Linked DNA regions of Homo sapiens: regions 2, 3 and 4 are each linked to region 1. A link is an interaction called in ENCODE POLR2A ChIA-PET data of the cell type or tissue named here. Cell type or tissue: PC-9. All regions are shown on one strand. Region 1 overlaps IL12RB2 (interleukin 12 receptor subunit beta 2). Region 2 overlaps SGIP1 (SH3GL interacting endocytic adaptor 1). Region 3 overlaps GNG12 (G protein subunit gamma 12). Region 4 overlaps IL12RB2 (interleukin 12 receptor subunit beta 2).

The links. ChIA-PET counts read pairs that join two places held together with the same protein. Peaks named below come from ENCODE experiments on the same cell type or tissue, not always from the same donor. Only the 100,000 strongest peaks of a DNase experiment are listed, where the experiment ranks them.
Region 2: POLR2A ChIA-PET joins it to region 1 with 7 read pairs; 1 of 35 experiments calls an interaction of 5 or more read pairs at or near these places.
Region 3: POLR2A ChIA-PET joins it to region 1 with 5 read pairs; 1 of 35 experiments calls an interaction of 5 or more read pairs at or near these places.
Region 4: POLR2A ChIA-PET joins it to region 1 with 5 read pairs; 9 of 35 experiments call an interaction of 5 or more read pairs at or near these places.

What each region holds. Positions count from the first base shown.
Region 1 is chr1:67,388,098-67,393,097 of GRCh38, reverse strand. It overlaps IL12RB2 (interleukin 12 receptor subunit beta 2), which reads right to left. Exons shown (of 17, transcript NM_001374259.2): 16 at 2,970-3,069. Among named protein-coding and RNA genes, the nearest start is that of SERBP1, 40 kb to the left of the region's middle. In PC-9, no CTCF peak of the experiment used is centred here; a DNase peak (open chromatin) is centred at 2,887; H3K27ac peaks cover 1,313 bases.
Region 2 is chr1:66,540,918-66,545,917 of GRCh38, reverse strand. All of the region lies in intron 1 of SGIP1 (SH3GL interacting endocytic adaptor 1), which reads right to left. Among named protein-coding and RNA genes, the nearest start is that of SGIP1, 9.3 kb to the right of the region's middle. In PC-9, no CTCF peak of the experiment used is centred here; DNase peaks (open chromatin) are centred at 2,277 and 2,927; H3K27ac peaks cover 1,373 bases.
Region 3 is chr1:67,799,602-67,804,601 of GRCh38, reverse strand. All of the region lies in intron 1 of GNG12 (G protein subunit gamma 12), which reads left to right. Among named protein-coding and RNA genes, the nearest start is that of GNG12-AS1, 30 kb to the left of the region's middle. In PC-9, no CTCF peak of the experiment used is centred here; a DNase peak (open chromatin) is centred at 2,501.
Region 4 is chr1:67,336,860-67,341,859 of GRCh38, reverse strand. It overlaps IL12RB2 (interleukin 12 receptor subunit beta 2), which reads right to left. Exons shown (of 17, transcript NM_001374259.2): 9 at 3,157-3,236. Among named protein-coding and RNA genes, the nearest start is that of IL12RB2, 31 kb to the right of the region's middle. RefSeq lists an enhancer at 2,875-2,954. In PC-9, no CTCF peak of the experiment used is centred here; a DNase peak (open chromatin) is centred at 1,999.

The sequences.
Region 1 (5,000 bases):
CCTTTCTAAAAACAGTCCACCTTCTTCAAGGGTCAAGCCACATGGGGTTCTAAGGCCGTCTCAAGGCTTTCATCCTCGAGGCCATATTTAAGCTGCTTAATTTTTAAAATTTTCTAATTCACTGGTTATTTTTGCAAAAAAATTATATGCACACAGTTTTCTTAAGATATTCTAGGCCAGGTGTGGTGGCTCATGCCTGTACTCCCAACACTTTGGGAGGCTGAGGCGGGTGGATCACTTGGGGTCACCAGCCTGGCCAACATGGTGAAACCCCATCTCTACTAAAAAAATACAAAAAAATTAGCCAGGCGTGGCAGCGTGCCCCTGCAGTCCCAGCTACTCAGGAGACTGAGGCAGGAGAATGGTGTGAACCCAGGAGGCGGAGCTTGCGGTGAGCCGAGATAGTGCCACTGCACTCCAGCCTGGCAACAAAGCGAGACTCCGTCTCAAAAAAAAAAAAAAAAAAAAAAAAAAGATATCTAAAAGTTCAAAGGGACTATGTAATGAAAATTAAGTGGCCTTCATACTCTCAACCCTCTCCCTGGAGGCAACCACCAGTATCCATTTCATATGTATCATAGTGGGCTTCCAGAAATATCCTGTGCCCATGCTGCAGATGTATGAGTGTGTGTAAAATCGCCCTCATTTTTATATAAATAAACCCACTTTGGACAATTGTGATAAATATTGCTCTTTTTACTTTTAAGTATCTTGTAGATCTTTAGGCACATATAGATCTATGTCATTTTTTTAGTTTTTGCCTAATACCCTATTGTATGGATGTACCCAAAAAGTTTAATTTGCATCCTGGTGCACCTTTACATTATGCCCGAGTTTTTGCTTCTATTGATAATGCTGCAATGAATACACTTATACTACACAACTTTGGGCATATGTATACCAATTTCTATCACCTTCCTCCTGTCTTACTTTTAATAAGTCTCTTCAGCTCAGAGGTGTAGACTGCTAGAAACTCTCTCCTCACCCCGTGTTTAAAGATCCTTTAAAATGTGTAGTGCAATGATAGGCAGCATATCCTGCTTGGATATGAGTCCAGGATCCACCATGTACTCGCTGACTAACATTGGGCAAGTTACGTAGTCCTCTGTGCCTCAATTTCCTCATGCGGAAAATGAAGATAATCATACAACCTCATGCCGGGCATGGTGGCTCACGCCTATAATCCCAGCACTTTGGGAGGCCGAGGCGGGTGGATCACGAGGTCAGGAGATTGAGACCATCCTGGCTAACACAGTGAAACCTCATCTCTACTAAAAATAAAAATAAAAAAAAATTAGCCGGGCATGGCGGCGGGCGCCTGTAGTCCTAGCTACTAGGGAGGCTGAGGCAGGAGAACGGCGTGAACCTGGAAGGTGAAGCTTGCAGTGAGCCGAGATTGCGCCACTGCACTCCAGCCTGGGCAACAGAACAAGACTCTGTCTCAAAAAAAAAAAAATCATACGACCTCATAGAGATGTTTATGGGTTAAATGTTAACGTATGAAAATGTTTTCAAAAGTGCCTGGTACATAGAAGATAATATATCTAAATTATAATAATGAATGTATAATATTATTATATAATTATATATTATATGACAGAATATAGAAAATATATAATTATATAACCTGTATATTATATATATAAAATAGTAATAACAGCAGTTTGTATACATATATATAAAACAGCAGTTTGTGTGTGTGTGTGTGTATAGACACACACACACACACACACACACACACTGCTGTTATTATCACTGTTTTTGCTGTTGTAACTTAATAGGGATGAAATCCCTCAGAGGAGACTTAAATTATGGGTCTTCTTGGGAAGAAAGTGAATGATCTTTGTCTTATATGACCCATGTGCTTTACATGGCATCTTATTTAATCCTCACAGTGGTAAGTAAGAATGATACTGTCAACTCCTGTTTTATTGAGGCTGAAACTTGGGCTCAGATAGTTGGGCAAGTTGCCCAAGAGTCACACACATAGTAAGTGGCAGAGGCAGGGGTGGCCTCTGGGCTTGATTTCAAAGGCACTAAACTATAGAGACTTAAATGCCTAAAGAATCTGTGGCTGGGATCCACTCTTTTTTTTTGAGTGGAGGTTGGGACTATGGACCACTGGCTTCTGGCCTGAGGAAGGGTGTGGATGACAGAACATACTCGGTAGTTGGAGAGAAGCATCTTGAGCAAGGAGTGTTATAAGGTCTTGGAAAGGGAGCCTGGAGTTGTCAAAGCCCCAGGTGATGGGAGGAATATTGACTTGCCACTTCTCTCTCCTATTTCTCCCCTTAAATGTAGTCTTCATATTCAGATACTTTCAACTTCCAGACCCTCCACCAGGGATGGCCCATCTTGCCCACTGTGAGCTTTCTCACCTTCTTTCCTGGGCTGCAGCAGTTCCCTTCACTTCCTTTACTCTCCCCTCTCTCATCTGCCAGCTGATCAACCTCTCCTTTAAAACCTTTTCTTTGCACAATGGAATGATGTACTGGCTTCTTGCCCAAACCAAAATAGTATGGGTTCTATTTATCTTTTCTATGCTTAGACAGGAAAATCAAAATCTTCAATTCTCTTGAATTTTGGATGACTCAATGCTCAGGCTAGTACTCAACAAATGGCAAAAAAAAAAAAAAAAAAAAGGAAAGTTTGCTTTCTTCTTTTGAAATAAGTTAGGTGAGGAGAACAGGAGAGCAGTTTGGTGAGAAGGGGAAAGTGAGGCATACTGAGGTATAAAAAGCTAGGGGGTTTTAGTCTTATGATCATAAACTTCAGAAGATTCCTGTGCCTGGTTTCTCTTAAGTTCAGGAATTAAAATGAGAATGATGACTCAGTGGTAGCCAAGCGTGAATAACTTAAGCTCAACCATAGGATCTCAGCACCCAGGCTTCCTCGTAACTACAATGGAAAACTTAGATGTGGTGATCACTAGAACTCCACTGACTGACCACAGAGGAATTGTACCTTACCTCTGCAATGGGATATTTCTTAGCGCAAGTGCTATTTGCTGGATCTGGAATTTCTCTGCTACACCACTGAGGTCTGAGGGCTGCTAGGAGAACAAACACCCTATAGATAAAGAAAACAGTGACATTTCCTTAGGTGTGCACACAGTGGCATGGAAGCACAGGTTCTCAGTGCAGTAACTTCAGTGTAAGGGCTGCTTTTGTATGCAAATAAAAGATAAACACTGAAAGACAAAGATGATTTATCATCCAAGACTACGGTAGTTTTCTGTAAAATTACAACACAGCCACTTGAGGTTTGCTAAATAAACCATGGAACTTTTGATCAACCTAATATTTAGCAATCTATCACTAGCCAGCTATGCATTCATTCAACAAATATTGATTGAACCCCTAATATGTGACCAGCACAATGCTACCTGCCAAGCATTGAAGATGACATGTTCCCTACCCTTACTATTTAGCTAATTAGAATATTTACAAAGAGTTTGTAATGACAGGTAAATTATGTGAACAGTTGAAAAAAAGACGGGATTCAAAATGGTATAAATAGCTTGAACACAACCATGTTAAAAATGCCAAGAAAAAAGTATTATAGGGAAATATCTGAAATATCTATTAACAGTGATTGTATTTGGCAATAAGAGGAAATACAGGTCTTTTATGATGTAGAAGGAAAAATCCTAAAAACATTTCTTATAAATGCATGTGACTTATTTTTTTTAAAGTTCATGAACAATATGAAACATTTTTAAAGACTTGGCTTTCATAAGCTTTGATTTTTTTTTTTTTTTAAAAGTATGCTTTACAATTTGTCTAACCTTTTGAAGTAAGAGATGTGGCCATGTGACTAGGTTTTCTCCAAAGAAATATGAGCAGAAGTGTCTGTGATCTCATAGAGATCATGCAGATGAGGACAATACCTAAGGGATGGTATGCCAAAAAGATGGAAGAAAACTGAGTCCACAAATAACTATGGAGCACAGCTGCCCACCAGTCTGGATACCTTACCTCAGGGCTGTTATATGGAAGATAAATAAAGTATTATTTAAGCCACTGTGCTTTGGGTCCTCTTTTTTTTTTTAAGGCAGTTTAGCCTGCACTGTAACTGATCTTCACAATTTCCATGAAGAGGATGCATGTGATCCTAGTTGACTCCTTTTGAATTAAACTTTTTCAAAGTCTACCCAAAGAGAGCTTCACGTTGAAGTATCTATCACACATTAGATCTTCAATAAATGTACAGCCTGTTAGACAAGTTCAATGGCTGGTAGAATGACTTTGAGTTAGAGGTCAAAAGACCTCTTCTCTTACTTTACACAGCATTTGAAGAAAACTTTGTATTGAATAACCAACTCATTAAAAATCTTTTCTTTGAAAAATAATACATGTTTACTAAGGAAATTCTAAAAATATAATTAAACAAGAAAAACTAAAATCACCTACAATTATATCCCCAGATATAAACACCATTAATATTGTGGTTTAGGCTGGGTGCGGTGGCTCACGCCTGTAATCCCAGCACTTTGGGAGACTGAGGTGGGTGGATCATGAGGTCAGGAGTTTGAGACCAGCCTGGCCAACATGGTGAAACCCCATCTCTACCAAAAATACAAAAAGTAGCTGGGCGTGGTGGCGGGCACCTGTAGTCCCAGCTACTCAGGAGGCTGAGGCAGGAGAATCGATTGAACCCAGGAAGCAGAGGCTGCAGTGAGCCAAGATCATGCCACTGCACTCCAGCCTGGGCGACAGAGTGAGACTCTGTCTCAAAACAAAACAAAACAAAAATATTGTGGTTTATATCCTTGGGGCACAGAGTAATTGCCACCCAATATTCATTTTCCCCTCCTTCTTAGGAAGAGGACCCAGATTTACTAGGACGACAATGCACTTGGCTGAAGTACCACAGTTTTGTTTTCTTTTCTTGCAGCTCTACCTCAAAGGAAAGACCACAGTGTTTTTTTTGTTCTTATTGCCGTTTTAGGCTGGAGTGCAGTGGCGCAATCTCAACTTACTACAACCTCTGCCTCCTGT
Region 2 (5,000 bases), 850 kb after region 1:
GGCATAGTCCTTGGTTTTTGAGCAAGGAACAAAGCAGGTATAAGAATGTGCTATGCCTAAAAGAGAATAGTAATTAAGATTTATTGGGAGCTTAACATTTTATCTTAAGACTTCACCATCAACGCCTGCCTGAGTTACTGGCCTGCCAGCCTGTGCTACAAATTTTGGACCTGCCATGCCAGTCCCCACAATCATGTGAGCCAATTCCTTACTTAAAAATTCCTCTCTCTCTTTCTCTCTGTATGTATACACACACACACACACACACACACACACACACACACACACAATTTGTTCAGTTCTGTCTCTCTGGAGAACTCCAAGTGCTACAAGTGCACTTTCTGATTTAATTTTTTCAAACTTACATGTTTAAATTACCCATGAGAAAGACTGTTATCGTCACATCCACTTTCCTGAGGAGGAAACATGTTCACTAGCTCCCTAGAGTCACACACACAGGTTTAAGCTGGATCAGCCTGACTCCAAAGCTAGTGCTCTCATTCTCAACCTGCTGCATATGTGAAGGCTTCACTGAAGGCAGACAGTCTTTCGTTAGTCCACTTGAAAAGTCAGAACAGACTGTTTCCATATAGAGAAGGAATGGAATGGCAAGTCCAAGGGCAAGAGAATGGCAAGGAGCTCTGTCTGGCTGGGCCAGTGAGAGATGAGGCTGAAGGCAGCCTGTGTGTGAAAGCTTTGCACAGCACACTAAGGCATTTGGACTTCATCTTAGAAGCATGGTAAACAATCAAAGGCAGATGAGGAAATTGATGTCTTTTGTGGCTGTGAGGAGGATTCATTGGAAGGTGGAAGCAGCAAGGTCTGATCAGATGTGTTAGCAGGGGATGAAAGAGAGAGAACAGAGTCAAGAGCTATTTAGGAAAGACAATCTACAGCTCTTAAGGACCTACTGATGTAGGACAGGAAGGAAGGAGGAATTAGGAATTAATCCAAGCAGTGACTCTAGCTTGGCTACCTGGTAGACATAGTTCTTCAAATTAGTGCACAAGAAGGCTAAGAGAAATTTAATGGTTACAGTCAATAGCACAGGAGTAAGGTTCTACCTACAATCGGGCTTAGAGACCATTTCAGGCCATTGTTACCAGAACTGCTGCTGTGAGAAATTTTTGACATGTCATTTTTGGTGATTCACTAAGGGCATTTGTAAAGGTGGGTGCACAGGTAGATCACCTATATTCTAGTGGTTTTTTATATGTATGTTTGTTTTTGAGACAGAGTCTCCCTCTGTGGCCCAGGCTGGAGTGCAGTGATGTGATCATAGCTCACTGCAGCCTCCGCTTCCAAGGTTCAAGTGATTCTCCCGCCTCAGCCTCATGATTAGCTGGGAGTACAGGTGCGCACCACCATGCCCAGCTAATTTTTTTGTAATTTTAGTAGAGGCAGGGTCTCGCCATGTTGGCCAGCCTGGTCTATTAACTCCTGGCTTCAAGTGATCCACCTACCTCGGCCTCCCTAAGGGCTGGAATTACAGGTATGAGCCACCTCTCCCGGCCTGTATTCTGGTTTTATTCCCTGTATTTCAACTTTGGGAAACTGCTTGTGGTAAGGAATGCAAGGTAATATCATCTCATGTGCCAATTCCAATCAATTCACAGGAATTTCCTGGAATATGATGTTGAGATAGATACTAAAGCTAGGGAGAAAGATGGCTGTGATTGATTAGTGATGCCATACATGTTCAAGAAAGGGGTGGCCTAGCACATGGACATTGAGAATAAAGGATGATAGAGTATGCTTGTAACTTAATAGTATGGTGAAGAGGAGAAAGAAATCTGTAAGGCCTGTCTTCAGGAGAGGTACAGCAATAATCTACAGAAAAAGCAAAAGAGCAAGCAGTAATGTCTAGCCTCCAAAGGCTAAGAAATCCACAAGTAACACCCAATAGAACAATGGAAACTGTTCTATTTTATTATTAGTTATTATTGCCAATCTCTTACTGTGCCTAATTTATAAATTAAACTTTACCATGGGTATATAGGTTGAGAAAAAACTGTCTGAGAAAAAAACTGGCATCTGCACCACACTCTCTCAGATGTATATTTATTATTTCATTTGCTCTTCATAATGACTCTACGAGGTAGGTAGCCAGCATTATTCTCCCCTTACAAATGGGGAAGCTGAGGCCAACCGTTCCAGAACTCACTCAAGGTCACCCAGTCACAGAGGCGGTATAGTCCCTCTTCAAGTCCTGGCCCTTCCCCCCACACTGTACTGACTCACTGAGAAAATCAGGGGAGAGAGCTATAAATGGTCACATTGTATGTGTACTCAGTAGAACAATGACCCTGGGGACACATTCATTTGTGTCTCTTGGCAGTCACCCAGCCAGCCTCAGCACCTTTGAACGTGAAAAACACCATGGGCTCCAAGTCTTTGTCTATTCACAGTTTTGGAATCATTACTAAAATAAACTTTGACTTGTCCTCTTACAGAGAGAATAAAAATCCTTAGGTAAGTCTTTTCATTTGGCCTTGGTTTCTGCAACTCTAAAATGAGGTTGAACCCATTTGGTTAATCTTCAAATGATGGCACACATTATCATGTTTTCATGATAACAGCCACAGCTTTCATAAAATATCAGTGAACACCGAGCTGTCCTCCTCAGGGAAAAAAAAGGGCTTTTGTTCGTGGTGGGAACCAGGCTTTTTGATAAAACGTGTGGTAGAAGGTAAGCTGTGAAAGTTTAGAGTCCACTGGACTAGTGACATCACATCATGACGCTCTTCCTCAGAAAATTGTGGAAATTTTCTACTGAGCTACTGAAAAGAGCCCACTGGGATAAAATCCTTCTGTGTGAGGTGGCCTTCTTCAAGTTGATGACTGTTCTGAAAGATCATGACCTGATAATAAAATTAACTTGCTTAGTTCTGAAGAAGGCTTTTGAAACATCCAGTCAGATTTAAACAATCTGCTGTTTACTTGCCAGTCAGAGACCTAGGCCAAACACTTTGGATATGAGCAAGATTTTCCAGTTACGCCGTTATACAAATAAACAGCACTTAACTAGGAGTCAAGCCTGGCTGATAAGTGCTGGTTCTGCCACTAGTAAGGAGGTCACCTTGAGTGTCACTTAACCTTAGTGGGCCCTAGTTTCCTTCTGTTTAAAATAAGGATAGTAACACAAAAGTCCCTCCTTATCCAAGGTTTCATTTTCTGTGGGTTCAGTTACCCACAGTCAACAGTGATCTGAAAATATTAAATGAAAAATTATAGAAATAACCAATTCATAAGTTTTAAATTGCACACCATTTTGAGTAGTGTAATGAAATCTCGTGCCATCCTACTCCATCCTGTCTGGGACACGAATCAGTCCTTTGTCCAGTGTATCCACGCTGTCTACACTACCTGCTCTTAGTCACTTAGTAGTCGTCTCAGTCATCATATTGTTGCATATCGCAGTGCCTGTGTTCAAGGTCAATGGCAGCCTAACGCTGTGTCACAATGCATACGTCATTCACTCCACTTCATCTCATCATGTAGGCACTGTAACATCTCACATCATCAGAAGAGAGGTGCATACTGTATAACAAAATATTTTGAGACAGACACCGCATTCACATAACTTTTATTACAGCAGATTGTTATAACTGTTCTAAATTTTATTATTCGTTATTGTCGCCAATCTCCTACTGTGCCTTATTTACAAATTAACTTTACCATAGGTAAATTTAATTTTACCTGTGATAAAGGTAAAATGATCATAGGTAAAACTGATACCTACTGATTGATATCTATGAAGGTATATATATAATTATATATATAAATCATCTTTATCTCATATATATGTATAGGAAAAAGCATAGTGCATATAGGGTTTGGTAATATCTGTAGTTTCAGGCATCCGCTGGGGATCTTGGAACATATCCTCTGCAGATAAGGGAGGATTACCGTACTTATTCTTTCTACCACACAGAGACATTGCACGAATAAAATATGTACATGCTAATGTGGTATCATATACTAGACTCCATGCTTCTGAAGAAGGGGGACATTGTTGCCTTGTGTTTTGCTGCCATTTCATTGTGCCTAGTACAGCAACTGAGATATCAGAAACACTCCAGGTGTATCTGTTAGATGAATAAAGCATTTTTAAAACTTTTAAGCATGTGCAAATGTCACATAATCTTTGACAATGCCCTAAATGAGCTCAGTATTTTCCTCCTTAAATTGTTTGTTAAAGAGAAGAAACACAGGTAACTCCACACAAGCTTTCAAAAATCCTAAACCACTAGTCCTGACACATAACAGAAGTGGATATGAACCAAAAATAAAAATGAAAGTTTTTGGTATACACCAAAAAACATGTGAGTAGATGTGTAATTTTGATCCTGGAATGACACTTTCATGGCATTTACATCTTTTCTGTGAAAATGTTCAAGCCTAGAGTTGTTGCTGAGCTCTCAGCTGTAACTTTGGGCTTGGAATGGTGAGCTAAGACAAGGACATGACACTCATTCACTTATTAAATGTGTGAGAAGAATGAGCCCAAGGGGCACTGTCACAAGACATTCACAGAACGGGTATCTGAATGCTAGACTTCTGAATGCTCACCTGTCACTTGATCCATGGATCACATAAACTCATGCTGACTGACTTCTGCAAAAGGATGCCCACATGGGCAGACATTTTAATCTGTTTTGTTCACTACTGAGCTTATAGCACTTAGAATAATGCCTAGTGTGCATTCGATACAGAATATTTGATGAATAAATAAACAGTTCCAGACTAGGAGTTGCAGAAGAGGGTTGCCATAAATGCACTTTTTGTGTTCCAGTACAGCAAAGAGGCAAAAGTAAATTGTGGATGCAGAATAAACAACATAGAGAAAAATTAAACTAATAAAAGGTAGATAGTAATGCATTTGAATTATTTGTGTGTCAGGGATGAATATATTCTGAGGTGAGAGGAAAAGGAGTCAGTCATTAGAATTCAAACCTTGGAGGGAGTAGATGTGAGGAATCCTAATCATTCAGAAAATG
Region 3 (5,000 bases), 410 kb before region 1:
AATTGTTGGTTTTTCCATTTGTTCAGCTTTTTAGTTGTTAGGAGCGAGTGACAACAACTAAACTCCTTGCTTGCCCAACTGGCTAAATGTTTATTTTTCAAATGCATTTTTATGATAAAGACACTATGGAGTCATATCAGTTGTCTCAACTGGACAGAGTTAATGTGCACCTAGCATTTTCTCAGTGCACGCTGAAAGTACAGCTTCTCCAGCTGAGTGCTTGGAAAGTTTTTGGTTTTTGTTTCTAATGGCACGAAGTTGTCTTCATAACTAGAAAAGATGGGGAATTATTTCACTAAAGCACTTTGGTTGCCTTTTCTAAGTCTAGGGTCAGTGGGAAGTAAGAAGGCATAATATTAATTAACTGATTTTTATTTGAAGAGGTTACTGGAGAAAGTAATAGTATCATGTTGCTTAATTCCACCAGGAATTCATGCCATGTGACCTCAGCTGCAGGGCCCCAGTGGGAACAGGATTTCTTCCCTCCTGCTCTCTACTGAGGCCCTGCCCTCATCTCTTGACCACAACCTTTAACCTGCTTTCTCAGCTTCTGCCTATCCCTCTTCTTTCTCTCTTGTTTGCCAAAGCCAGCCGTTCTGCCTGGACTCCATCCATCCTGTTGTCTAGATTCCTTACCCACCATCATCTCCTCTCCAGTTGCGTGTTTTTTGCTTCACTGCTGTTTCATTCAAATAACGTGGGCTTGTTTTGTTTTGTTTTGTTTTGTTGGTACACTTGCTGTGTAGCAGAAACATCATTCCCTCCTCTAACAGATGTGTTCAGGCCTGCCTCCTCTGCTCATGGTTATGATAATTAAACCCTTACCCTGTGTCAGACTTGTGCTAAGTATTCATCTTGCATCATTTACCACTGACTAGTTATGGGACATTGGATATGCTATCTACATTTTCTAAGCATCTCTAAAAAGGGAACATAACTTCGTAAGGTTGTTGTGAAGATAAAAGTAAAATAATGCTCGCAAAGCACTTAACACAGGGCCTGATATGTTGTACACACTCATTATAGATATGGCACAGGAGGCTCACCCATGAAGAAAGGGAGAAAAGTCATTGTCACCACTGTTTCCTCGTGATTTGCTTCTGCAGTCAGTCCTTCCAGGCTGCTGTTCTCTCACTCCTTTTACCGAATCACCTTCCTCCAGATCAGTGCTTCTCAACCTTTTTTTCATTGTCACCATATAAGGAGAAACATTAAGATAAATTAACTTAAAAAAAATTTTTTTTTTAATTTATAGAGATGAGGTCTCACTATGTTGTCTAGGCTGGTCTTGAACTCCCAGCCTCAAGCAATCCTCCTGTCTCAGGCTTCCAAAGTGCTGGGATTATAGGCATGAGCCACTGTGCCCAACCAACTAACTTTAAATTAAAATTTTCTCCCTAATGGGATAAATATCAAGGAATAAAATTTTGGGGATGTAGGATTGAGCTTTGGAGGGCCATAGACCAATGTAATCTAAGAAATGTTTTACTTGTATCCCCTGAGAACCAGCTTCTACTCCCTAGTGGGGGCAATGTCCCTCCAAGGAGAATGCCCACGTTAGACCCCCACCAGTGTTTTCTTTGCGAAATGCACTAGCTTTTTCTGGACTTCATCATTCTTGGTCTCTCTTAACACCTCTTAGCTCCTCTTGCTGCTGCTTCTGTTATAGCTTCATGTCTGCTTTCCTGGCTTCATCAACCATACAACAGGGACTGAGCGTCTGCTGTGTGCAGAGATGTCCAGGACAAGGGTCATGTGTAGGGAGAGAGAGAGACACCCAGCTTTGCTATAGCAGGAAACCAACCAGGGAGTGGTGGGCAGGAGTAAAGTCCAGTGGGAGCCCTGAGAAAGGAATGAACTGAGGCTGTCTAGACAGGGGCAGAGGGTAGTGTGTGTGTGCTGGGGCATAGAGGATGCAGCAGCAGGGCAAAGAGAGGTAGCCTGGGACACTACTGCCTCGGGATGGTGAGAGAGCCCGGGCCTTAAATGATGCTCTCCCTAATGATTTTTTGTTTTGTTTTCCCATAATCTTAATATATGACCTTAAAAATAACAAGTGCCACTTTTTGAGAAACTTTGCTTCTGGGAAAGAGGCAGTGAGAGCAGAGCATGCAGAAGTCTGGAGCCTGAAAGCATGAAATCTCATGGCAGAGCAGCAGGAGTGGCTGGCTGGAGATGGGGCTGTAGAGCCAATATGTGCCTGGCCGACAAGGGTTTGGAACCAATTAAATGGTTTTAAGTAGGTGCGTCCTTTTTGTCTCTCAGATCCTGTTTTCTCTCATTTTTCCATTTGCCCTAATTTACAATATCACATGTCCTGCAAACAATATTGATCTTTCACCCTGTGCCCTTCTTCCTTCATCCATTCCTTCCCTTTAGAGAACCTCCAGGTCTTTGCCCTTTGGTAGCTACAGTACCAGCCTCCTTGGCCCCTTCATATGAGTTCATTCCTCTGGTCACCCAGGCTTGAAATCATGAAATGATCTAATGCCTTTTTCTCATTCTCTGGTCAAGAAACCACAAGCAGGGCTTATAGATTTGCTCTCCCTCTGGCACTGCCCAGGTTCACCCAGGCATTCCACAGATATTTCCTTCCCTCAGCCATATTTCCTCCCCTGTACCTCCCTCCTTTTTCTTCCTCACCCCCCTTCCTTCTTTTTTCCTTCCCCCTTCCCTTCCTTCCTCCCTTTTCTTCCACTTTTTTATAGGCAAAATTTATTGAGCGAAGAACGATGCTGGTTGTCTTGTATACATTTTTTCATTTAAACCTCACAGCAACTCTATGAAATTATAGATTATTATCATCCCATTCTGCAGATACGGAACGTAATAATCATACAGGAAAGGTAATTTCTCCAAATTCACACCGTTAAGCGAGAATTTGGGGAAACCTGTGAGGTCTGACACTCCCCACCAAATTAGGCTTTTTCACTGAGAATGCTGAAATAGGACACAAATTGCTCTCTCCTCTTCCTTTTGTTCTCCACTCCAAGCCATCCCAGGTATCGCTGGGTATAATCTTTCGACAGCACGAATGTACTCATGTTACCGTCTTTATAAAAACTTCTTGGTTCATAGACTAACTGCACCAACATCCAAGCCTCCCACTGTATGGCCTGAGTTTCTATCACTTTGAAGAAATCAGCATGTAGGGAAGCGCATGGGATTTGGTGCCCAAAGACCTGGGTTCAATCCTGTGGCCACCACTTCCTAGCTATGTGACCTTGAACAGATAATTCATTTCTCTGAGCCTCATTCATATATTCATTCAGTGAATATTTATTGTGTGCTTTCCATGTGCTGACCACTGTGTGAGAGTTCCACATATTCATGAGTGAAGAAAATGGGCATGATCCCTGCCTTCCTTGGCAGGGATGCATAGGTGAGGATGATAAGACCCATCTTCTGGGACCGTTTTGAGGAAGCGACAGGTAATTTGCACATAGTACACCTGGCTGTATGGAAGACGCTACTCAACTGAGGTTGTGCTTCTCTGTTCTGCTCTAGGAAAGTTTCCTGCCCATTTCTGGCTCTTTGCTTTGTCTTGTGCTCCTCCTAACCTCCTTTACCTTTAAACATCCAGTGTAGTCTTGGTGGCTCAAACGAAAAGGTCTCCTAGACCTTTCCAGAACCTCCCTCCATAATATGAAGTTACATTTGTTTATTGAGATATTCAAGAACATTTATTAAATACTTTTTAAAACTGTTTTCAGTGTGTGGTACATAGACCCTAGGGGTCTCCATGATCCTTTCAAGGAGTTCACAAGGTCAAGTTTAAAATCATATTAAGATATTATTTGACGTTTTCATTGTGTTGACATTTGGAATGATGTTACAAAAACAGAGGTGGATAAAACTGCTAATTAAACAAGGCAGTAGTAATATCCCTTATCATCACACACTCAAAAAAACCAAAATGCCATTTTCACTTAAGAATGTCCTTGAAGCAGTAAAAATTAAGTCTCATAATTTTGAGAGCACATTTAAAAAATTCTCTGTGACATAATAAGGAAACTAAAGCTCTTCTGCTGGTAATAAAGTATGTCTCAAGGAAAAATGCTTGTGTGATTATTTCAATTGCAAGTTGAACCTGCCATCTTTTCACCTGACACTGCTTTTGCTTGAAAGAATGTCTGACAAGCTCTGATTATTCAGACTTGGATATTTGGCAGACATTTTCTCAAAAAAGAATAGTCTGTCACTTCAAGAAAAATGATTATATTTATTGCTAAAATAATAAAAATTCAAGCCAAACTTGGAATTTTGGAATACTTGTATCTGCCACCATGAGCTTGACCACTTCCCCATATTTCGACTTTGCTGATGAGATCAGGGATGACGTTAATGAGTACATTTTCAATATTGTATAATGTAATGTGTCAACATTTGGAAAACCTGTATAATTCAGTGAACCAATATTTTTCAGTGAACAATGTGTGATGTTAAAAACTCTGCATGGGTTAAAGTTCTGTTCCAATGCAAGAGAGACTAATCAATTTTAATATAGCAGAATACGGGAAGTTCATTGAAAGGATTTCAGCCAGCCTGTAAGAAGCCACTACTTATCAAGTTTTGGTTTAGTTTCAAAGAAGAATATCCACACATACCTTAAAAGACTTTTCATCTGTATCTGTGTGAGGCCAGACTCTTCATACACTAAAACTACAAAAACATGTCACAAAAATTGGATTTAGAAGCAGAAACCAAAAAAAACCAGCTGTCTCCTATTAAAAAGGTGTGCAAAGAGAATTGAAATTAAAGAGATTTACAAAACTGTAAAACAATTTTCACTAAAATTTCTTCTGTTTTGGAAAACATTGTTTTTATAAATGTTTTTGCCAAGATCTAATGAATTTATTACTATTATATTTTAATGGATTAATAAGTATTTTTTAATTTCTCAGTTTCAATTTCTAACAGTATATATCAGATTAAGCTAGTAATTGAAAGCTTTTTGGGATTATCAATTTTTTAGGGTCCTGAGACCAAAAAGTTTGAGA
Region 4 (5,000 bases), 51 kb after region 1:
CAAAGCAGGACTGCTCAGTAACTCTGGTCAGTGTTTCCATTCCCACCCTCAGTTGAGTGGCCTGTTTGGGGCCATTAAAGAAGCCCAGGTTTGACAGAAAAGGACTTAATCCTGTGACAATATAGGACTGCATCCAACTTTCCTTGGGGAGCCTCTTAGACTAGAGAGTCACTGAAGGTTTTGAGGTTGGCTTTTGATGACTACCATCTGACATCAAGTTATAGAAGCTTCTAGTGCTTACCTTTTTGCTTTCTCTTTCTTTCCTTCCTTTCTTTTCTTTCTTTCTTTCTTTCTTTCTTTCTTTCTTTCTTTCTTTCTTTCTTTCTTTCTCTTTCTTTTTTCTTTCCTTCTTTCTTCTTTCTCTTTCTCTATTTTCTCTTTCTCCTTCCTTCCCTCCTTCCCTCCCTCTCTTCCATCCTTCCTTCCTTCCTTCCTTCCCTTCCTTCTTTGTCTTGCTCTGTCACCCAGGCTGGAGTACTATGGCACGATCTCAGCTCACTGCAACCTCTGCCTCCCGGGTTCAAGGGATTCTCCTGCTTCAGTCTCCCAAGTAGCTGAGATTACAGGTGGGCATCACCACACCCAGCTGATTTTTTTGTATTTTGGTAGAGACAGGGTTTCACCATGTCTGCCAGGATGGTCTCAAACTCCTGGACTTCAGTGATCTGCCCACCTCGACCTCCCCAGGTGCTGGGATTAGGGATTATGGGATTATTACTGGCGTAAGCCACTGTGCCTTGCCCTTTTTGGTTTCTTCTAAGCCAGTTCCAACCCCAAGCATCCTTCTTGGGCCCACAATTCTGGCTACACAAAAGGAAACATTTTCTAAACAATAAGAGATGTTCAACCATGGCATGGGCAGACTACAAAGTGAGATTCTCCCTGTCCCAGAATATCCCCACTGAGACATCTGTCTGTCCTGGCAGGAGTAGGAGCCATGTTTATAATGAAAGGAAGGCTGAACTAGAAGAGCTTTGAAGTCCCTCCAAATTCCAAGACCTCATTATAGAACCTAAGCCTTGTGAAGATAGAAATAAAATCAGGGCAGCAGAGAAGAAATCACATACTCACATTTACCAAGCATCACTCATGGCCAACACATACTTATTTTGACTTCACTCTGGTGCTGGTTTCAGAGAACCAAGATGATGTCCACTATAAACTCTGTTTGTTACAGTGAAAAGCACGCAGGCATGGAGCTTTCACTGTCAGGATAAACACGCATCATGCAGCACTGCTGAATTTTACACTGGTGGCCCTTGTGATTTTTACATTTGTGTCCTCTCATTTGCTGATCCCCACAATGGTCTTGTCAGCTTTGCAGATACCTGTATCATTACCCTCATTCTACTGAGAGAAACCCTTGAGTTGAGAGGCGTGGAATAGATTAACACGTAGCATATCTTTCCAGATCACTGTTGAGGACATTTTTGGAGGAGAAACCTTTACATGAGAGGAGGAATTTTGGTTTTAACCAGTCACTTGCTCGTGAAAAGGAAATAATTAGGCTGGGTTCTTCTATAATATTCACAAATTATGGCTGTTCTAAATGTCCTGCTTTGAGAATTGTCTTGCTATTGAAAGTAGATTCATTTTAAAATAAATTTTGAGCTGCAGTGTTAGTTTCAAAGTGAAGAGCCTGATCATGATTCACCAGGCTATTTATAGTAGTCTCTTCTTATACCAGACGTTTTATGTGTGTGTGAGAGAGACAGGGAGGAGAAAGAAGAAGAAATCACTCATTTCTTAAAACTGAAGAAGTGTGCAATGATCAAAACCCATCATGTGAACCCCATCAGAGGACTTTATAATTGTTATTCTTACTCTTCTGGTTTTGTGCTCATTCAGATTCATAATTCCAAAACTTTCTATCCTCAACTGGAAGAGGTGTAGTGAAGAGGATGTGAGTCCTGAGAAATAAAGAGTGCAGTTCACCAGGAAACCTCTTATGAGCATGCCAATCAGTAGCTCAATTCGAATCGCACAGCATTTTCCTTCAACAAAGATGAGTCACGATGCAGCAGTTCTGGATAAGGTTTCAGTCTCAGGTCTGTGCTCAGTAGCTGGGTGACTTTGGGCAAGAACTTCCTCTCTTTCCTCTCTCTGATACTCGTTTTTTCATTCACTCATTCATTCGTTTTCTCATTCACTGGTAAGTGGGCGTACCAGTACTTACCTCAGGGGATTTTTGTGAGGATTAAATAAAATGGTAATGCCAGCTTTCAGTGCTTTGTGAAACTTTCGCATTCTATGATAATGTCAGGCTTCACTGTTTTCTGGAAAGTTGTCTAATTTACTACTGTTTTATTACCATTCCTGAGGAAGGGCTGCTTTCTATTCCTGTTTGTATGATTTTCTTTTTTTTTTTTTTTTGAAACGTAGTCTCACTCTGTCACCCAAGCTCGAGTGCAGTGGCATGATCTTGGCTCACTGCAACCCCTGCCTCCCGGGTTCAAGTGATTCTCGTGCCTCAGCCTCCCCAGTAGCTGGGATTACAGGCGCATGCCACCATGCCCGGCTAATTTTTGTATTTTCAGTAGAGACGGGGTTTCACCATGCTGGCCAGGCTGGTCTCTAACCCCTGACCTCAAGTGATCCGCCTGCCTTGGCCTCCCAAAGTGCTGGGATTACAGGCGTGAGCCACTGCACCTGGCCTGTTTGTATTATTTTCTACCACTATTACTATTCCTAAAGTAGAGCAGCTTTCTTTCCTCCTTCTCCCTCTTCAATGACTTAACAAACATTATTAAATATCCACATCCACAGCTTTTTCATCTTTTGTTTCCCAAAGAGTGAATAAGTGAAGTGACATGGTTACTGCTGGGCATATTTATGTAGGAGAGGTGGGGGTGGGCAGAAAGGGGACAACAGTCAGAAGAGATGAAGTAGTTGGGGTCAGAGGGTGGAAATGCCAGGGATGGAAAAAGACCTTGATCTTATAGGAAGTGGGATTGAAACGATGTGACTGTGTGGAAGAAGGAACTCAGCTCTCACCCCTATCCACCAAAGGCACATGACACTGTGGTGTGTCATGAATGTGAGAAAATGAGCTCTAGCAAAATCATTGAAGCTTCATATAAAAGCCACTATGCAAATAGGTCTTTTTCTGCCTTCAGTTTTATTCCCTTGAGTTTTAAGTTGACGCTTAAAACTCACCTTCCAGAAAAGAGAAATCTGTTGTCTACTGTAGTCAATGTGCCGTTTCATGTACCAGACATCTAACATCCCAGTAGGCTCTGTTTCAAAGGAGAAAAAAAGACATATTTTCATATATTTACTACTTTGAAAGTTAACTGGTCATTCAGTAAACAATTCTGGAAGAGTAGAATTAGAGGATAACTTCAATTATTTGTGTGTGTCCCAGTATTTTTTCTTTTTCTTGTTTAACAATGAACATATATATCTTTGGCCAAAAAGTCAGAAAAACAAGGTTACCTTAAAAACAAATTTAAAAAAAAATGATGAGGAATTTGTTTCTTAACTTACTTTTTTTTTTTTTTTTTTTTTTTTTTTTTTTTTTTTTGAGACAGGATCTTGCTCTGTTGCCTCGGCTGGAATGCAGTGATGCAGTGGCACGATCTCAGCTCACTGCAACCTCCACCTCCCAGGCTCAAGCAATCCTCCTGCCTCAGCCTCCCACATAGCTGGGACTACAGGTGCGTACCACCACGCCTGGCTAATTTCTGTATTTTTTATACAGACAGGCTTTCATCATGTTGCCCCGGCTGGTCTTGAACTCCTGAGCTCAAGAGATCCACCCACCTTGGCCTCCCAAAGTGCCGGGATTACATAGGCATGAGCCACTGCACCCGGCCTTAACTTACTCTTAAAACATGTGTTATTAAAATAACCCAAGGAAAGTACATGTGGCTTTAGCACCATAAGACAGAGCAAAAAAATAAAAATAAAGTATATGTGGTTCTTTTCTTTTCTTTTCTTTTCTTTTTTTTTTTTTTTTACTAGAATGCAGAAAGAATTCTCAACAGAGAAGATACAACTCATATAGAAAAACACTTTTTGGTCTTGTAAAAATACACTAATATAAATGACAAACCTTGTGTTCATCTCCATTCCTAGACTTATCATGGTATAGTACAATTATTTGGTGTGTGATCATTAGACAATGATGTACTTAAAGGGAAGTCCTATCTCATTTAATATGCCACATACCCAGCGCAGCACTTAGAATATAATAGGCTCCTAATAATTGTTAAGTAATGAATGAACAAATCATGTGATATTATCTATTTAATGCCAAAACACAGGCTGAACTGATTAAATAAATAACCACCAATCTGTAAGACAATGGTCAAATATGGCCCAACTTAATTTCAACCAAACATACTTGCAAAGAGACTAAATAATCAACTCCTGTATGTGTAAGTGTGAGTGTGTGTGTGCATGAGTTCATGCTCACGTGAGTGAGTGAAGTCATTTTGTTTCCTCTACCATCAAGTCACTTAGATTTGTTTTGATTTACAGCCAGGAGTGGAACCAGCAGAAACAACTCCTGAAAACAGGCTTCAGCTGCACCAAGCTAATTTCCTCAACAGTGAAACTTAGAGTGTATTTGAGGGGAGGCTGCGCTGGGGTTTTTTCCTAGGTTAGAAAGTTCCATCTAACCAGATGGAAATTTCTAGAAAATTAAGTCCCACCACCTGGATAACAGGAGATAAGAGAAGAGCAAAAGAGAAAGAAAGGGAGCGTAAGTACCCACATGTAGAGGGCAGGTGCTGTGTGGGCCCATCCACAGCTCCATCTCCCCTCCTCCTGCAGTAGTCAGTGTGAGCTTCAGAGCCAGGTCTGCGGGGTAAGCCCAGCTCTGTGACTTTGAACAAATGCTAACCACATCCTTCGGCTAGCTCCCTCATCTGTCAGATGAGGGTGATAATTCCACATATCACACAGGGTGGAGTGGGAATTTCAGTGGAGCGTGCTGACACATGGTGAGTGCTCAGCAAGTGTAGCTCTTGCTGTTTCCCGCATTTGAAAACTGAAGT